Linked DNA regions of Mus musculus: region 1 is linked to region 2. Evidence: chromatin loops called from intact Hi-C (ENCODE). Cell type or tissue: left cerebral cortex. All regions are shown on one strand.

What was found. Hi-C counts contacts between places; a loop is a spot of excess contacts. Peaks named below come from ENCODE experiments on the same cell type or tissue, not always from the same donor. Only the 100,000 strongest peaks of a DNase experiment are listed, where the experiment ranks them.
Region 1: a loop joins it to region 2, with 12 times the contacts of the local background. A loop is called at or near these places in 2 of 42 quality-filtered maps.

The regions. Positions count from the first base shown.
Region 1 is chr6:127,839,047-127,841,546 of GRCm38, reverse strand. No RefSeq gene overlaps it. Among named protein-coding and RNA genes, the nearest start is that of Gm46976, 10 kb to the left of the region's middle. In left cerebral cortex, no CTCF peak of the experiment used is centred here; DNase peaks (open chromatin) are centred at 66, 532 and 1,155; H3K27ac peaks cover 535 bases.
Region 2 is chr6:127,662,021-127,664,520 of GRCm38, reverse strand. All of the region lies in intron 16 of Cracr2a (calcium release activated channel regulator 2A), which reads right to left. Among named protein-coding and RNA genes, the nearest start is that of Gm38900, 63 kb to the left of the region's middle. In left cerebral cortex, no CTCF peak of the experiment used is centred here; DNase peaks (open chromatin) are centred at 527, 1,079 and 1,536; H3K27ac peaks cover 2,354 bases.

The DNA of each region.
Region 1 (2,500 bases), 180 kb before region 2:
TGGCTTAGGTCTTCTTGGCAGTGAGAGTGAGCAGCAGGACTGTGAGGCAGCCTGTCCGTCGCACCGGCTGTCAGGAAGCAGGCAATGAAGAATGCTGGTACTCGGCTTGCTCTGTCCTTTTCCTCTCAGTCTGTGGGATGGCGCTGCTTACATTCAGGGCGAGTCTTCCTACCTCAGTCAACCCTTGGTAGAAACAACTTCACTGACAGAGTGACTTCTATATCTTGCCAAGGTGACAAGACTGACCACCACAGTATTTGTGTGTGTGTGTGTGTGTGTGTGTGTGTGTGTGTGTGTGTGTGTGTATATATATGGTGTCTCTTCACAGCAGTAGAAACCCTAACTAAGACGACCTCTTAGGTTGGGAGGTGACTGTGCTCTGTGCAGCCAGAAGCTTCAGCAGCAAACTCTTGAAATCATAACACTGATAGAAATGTGAAGCATAGATTGTTGAGTTGGCTCAGCAGGTAAAGGCGCTCGCCACCAAGGCTGATGGCCTGAGTTTGATTCCCCAGGATCCGTGGGGTGGAAGGAGAGAACCAATGAGTGAGCAAACAGTTGTTAAGCAGCACACATAACTTGGTGTCACCCTCATGCAGTAGTCACTGTCATCCAGAGGCTGGAGATATTCCCAAGGGCATTTGAACGAGTCCCTAGAAGGGTGTGGGGGTGGGGGTGGGGCAAGAGGAAGACGAAAAGAAAAACAGGAGATTTTATACAATGACTTGTGTATCTATTGTGGCCTAGAGGGCACAAGGGACTCAGAATTTGGGAAAGCCACAGCCTTGAAAGCCCATTTGGGACACTGAGGGATGCAGGAAGGTAGCCCTTAGAGAAAAGTGACCGTAATGTGTTGTAGGGAGACCCTTCTTGCCAGGCACAAAAAGACAGCAACAAAGAAATACACGTCTTTGTCAGTTCTGGTTCACTTTGTGATCTGTCTCTTTGCACACGGAGAAAAGCAGGCCAGCATTCCCTTTCCTGTCTAAAAAAGGTTTCTGGGCCATCTTTCCTCACTGCTATATTCTGGACATACTAATTTTAACATAACCCCAAGCAACACAAAATTAAGGAGCAAGGGCTATTTCAACACACACAACACAGAGCGGCTCTGCTTCCAGATGCACAGCCGTGATGTGGGTGTTTCTCTCTCTCTCACTGTGGGCCACGGCTGATGTACTAAGTTCCGGATGGAGTGTTCCAGGACTCGCAGCTGCTCTCAGACACTGTACAGAGGCAGGAGCACAGGGGGTGTGCTAGAGATGGCGGCGTTGGTGATCAGACCATAACTGCTCAGAGTCTGAGCCACTGACTGGCAAGGCTTTGCATGGATGGACAATTAGAGCCTAACTCAGAACAGTCTTTGGAGCCTCACTCCAAGGGACCAGTCTCAGGGGGGACAAGCAGTGCTGGTACTGCGGAGTTTTGTGATTGCCGAGTTCCAGGTTCTTGGAGACTTTATCAAACAATCGAGAAAGTATACACAACTGATAATGGTTTTGTTAGGAGAGAAAGAAACACTAGAGAAGATTTGCTGCAAGCCCAGTGTCAGGATCTAGCCAGACAGCTGTTGAGTTCCTTACTTGTTTTTTTTTCAAAGATTTTTTTATTTTGAGTTTAGGGGTGGGAAAGGAGCTGATCCCCAGGGGTGGAAACTGGGTGGCCCCTTGGCTTGACTGGCAGATGGATTATCGCATAACTTGGGATGTTGTGCAAACCCCATCATTGTAAACGTACTTACTTTGGATGTTCCATGTGGGTACAGGCTCTTCAGTTTAGACAAATATCCCTACTCATGCATATTCATGAGGTGGTAATGAGAGCTTTCCCTTGACAGGTTGTTTCAAGGGCCCCACCTGTCCTCTTTGCACTAAATACTGGCTTACACTGGCCCCCCTTTTTCTATGAGCAGGTACCCAACCAAATACTAGTTGCTGATGAACTGTTGCCCTGCTGGGAAGGGACACACAACATACTCTTTTCAGACAGAGTGGACTGAGTCTCTGGCCTTGCTGCTACACTATCCTGCCTCAACTTGCCCCCCAGAGAGAACTCGCTCCTTACATCTTTTAAGCATGCAAAAGGGTAAAGTTTCAGTAGCTGCTTTTCATTGAAATGAGGACTCTAACAATCAGCAGACAGTCTCTCCAACCATTCCTAAAGGGAGGCTCCCTTGGGTAGGACTGAAAATTGTCCAAGCATTCCTTGCATCTTGCATTCCTTGACAGGGGGTCAAGCTTGGGGACGGGGACGGGGGTGGGGGGGGGAGGGGAGGTGTTCTCCTTGCTGAACTGTCAGGTTGCTGTTTTGGCCCAGGAGGATAATCCATTCATGTTTCTGGATTTCTTTCTGGAATTGGGCTGAGGTCTTGTTATAATGTCATTGGAAGCTAGAGTTGTTGAATCCTGGAAGAAATGAGAACTGTTTATTGAGAAGACGTGGGGAAGGGCAAGGGTCAGCAGAAGAATTAAGGATAGATCAGACACAACCAGAGGAAGGA
Region 2 (2,500 bases):
GGGGGCAAGCGCTGTGGAGACTCATGTCACTTGGACTCCCAAGAAGGCCCAGCTTAAGGAAGAGCTATGCACCTTGGCAGCTCTACTTCTCTGGCCAGAAGTGATGACTTCGTGCAAGGTGACAACCACATGATCTCTTATGGTGGGTGTAGGATATTCGCCATATCCTGGGGACTCTACCCTACCTGCACAAAGGGTTGCTAACGTATACGTACTCAATGGCAGAACAACGGTCCCGAGACTCACAGCCATGCAGTAAGTATGGTAGCATTCACGTTTAAGGAGGTTGTTATTTTTACTTTGTGGAATATTTAATTAGGGGCTTTTAATCATAATTTGGTAACGAATAGTTATTCACTGGAGCTGAGCGTTTTGCTGAACAGAGGGGCTGTGGAATAGTCGATACTTATGAGCCTAAGTTACGGCTTCACCACAACCTCCCACTGCTTTGTCCCAGCATCTCAGGCAAATGGCCAAAGTCCTTCTGATCGGAACACCTGTTTTAAAGTTTAAATGCAATTACCTCTGAAATTAAATCCTCCAAGTCTTTTTAATCCACACATTCGTTTTTACTGCAGCTCCGTAGGGGAAAGTAATTCTCATTTGCTAAATGGGGACGCCAGGCTCAGGGGGCCACAGTGGGACATCTGGCCACAAAGTGAGAGAGATGAAGGCCACTTAGCACACGGGTCCGTCATTCTCTGACCTTTTTGTCCAGACTCACATTTCTAGGAACACTCTGCTCCTCAGAAAGTTACTAAATAGAACACTCTAAAAATGGCACCCGCTGGGAAGAGAGTAATTTATGTTCACAATGATGTCTCCTGTCTTCTGACCCACCAGAATAAATTAAATCACATGGGTAGTTGATAAGTAAATTATATCATCGTTCACTTATTCCAAAGTGTGAAACCCAGTTAACAGCAAATACAGGCTGCTGGTATCCCTATTAGCTGAGTGTTAGTTAATGGGAATGCCCCAATCCCTCCTGTGACAGCTCAGGCAACAGAATACTTATGCAAAGAGCTTTCCTCAGAAAAGGAAGGAGAGAGGAGGATGCAGGGAACTGGGCCAAAAGACTTGCTGTTTAGAGCACACGAGAAAGATATATTTGTAGACCTATGTGTGAGGAATGACTAAGGTCTGTGGGATTTTCTTGACATGGAAACTCTGAAAATATGAGCATCGGTGCTGGGATCTTGGGACAGAACTCCGACTCCGGTTTTATCAGTCGGTGGAATGGGTCATGGCGGCAACTCTCTTCCTCGCAAAGGGGAAGTCCATCGACACTGAGTGTCTGACTGAGTAGGATGTGTGGGGCCCACGTCTCAAGCCTGATATGTACCCTCAGCAGATCAAAGGGCACACTGCTCTGGGGGAGAAGGGCAAACTTCCTTGAGAGCCATTCCTAGAGAGAGAAAGGGGGGAGTTTGGAAAGTGCAGAGAAATAGTCGAGCGTCCAGCTGCGTCCCATTTCCATCTTTTGCTTGCTTATCTGTTGCACACACACTCTGGATAGCTTGCTTTCCCTCTGTGGGCTGCCCTGAAGATGGAGAACAAGGCCCAGCTCCAACACAAATGAGACTACACAAAGCCAGGGGGTGTGCTAACTGTGACAAGTCCTTGTCACCCATAGAGTCATGAGGAGGCTTGGCTTTGGATGTCTGTGTTGGTTGGGATCATCTCTGACTCCTGAACTACCTGCCTGAGGTTTATGCCTTCATTATTTCTAACTAGGTTTTCTGCCTGTCTGGTACTACTCGGTACAAAGAGACACATAATTACCTACTGGATGTGGCAACACTTTCCACAGTGTTTCAAATTTATCTTTATTTTGGTGCTGGAAATGGAACACAGGGCCTTTCCCATGCAGGGCTAGGACTTTGCCACTATGTTATGCCTCCAGCAGGATACCTCCTTTTGAAAGTTAAATGTGTACTTCTGCTAAGCCTGGGAGTCTTGGATGAGCATGTCTAACTATCCTCTGCTGTTGATAATGCTCGAGAATGTCAGAATAACACCACAGGCCAGTTTGATAGGCCTTAGCTCACTGGTCAGGCACCCAATCTGCCCCTAGGAGACTGAGCACTGCTACCTTCCCTCTGGATGATTCTTCTAGTAGCTCCCATTCTCTGAGTTGCTCGTCTCTGGTCTTTAAAACAGGCTTTCTGAAAAGCCTCTGTTCTAGAACGTTCTAACAGAGAAATCTCTCTACACTTTTGATTGCCACGGTTGCCTTACCCCATATTTGAGTGCAATGGAAGATAAATTTGTTGAAATTTAAGATCATCCATCTCTAACTGTACAGAATAAGAGCTGTCAGCTCAGCAGAGGACTGTCACTCAGTCCAGGGTGTACAGCTGCTGGGTTGAGCTGGTGTGTGTGTGTGTGTGCATGTGCACGTGGGTGCATGCGCATGTGCACGTGTGTGAATGTGTATGTGTGAATATCTGTTTGCTGGAGGCATGAAGAAGCACTTAGCTGGGAGAACACTGTTTCT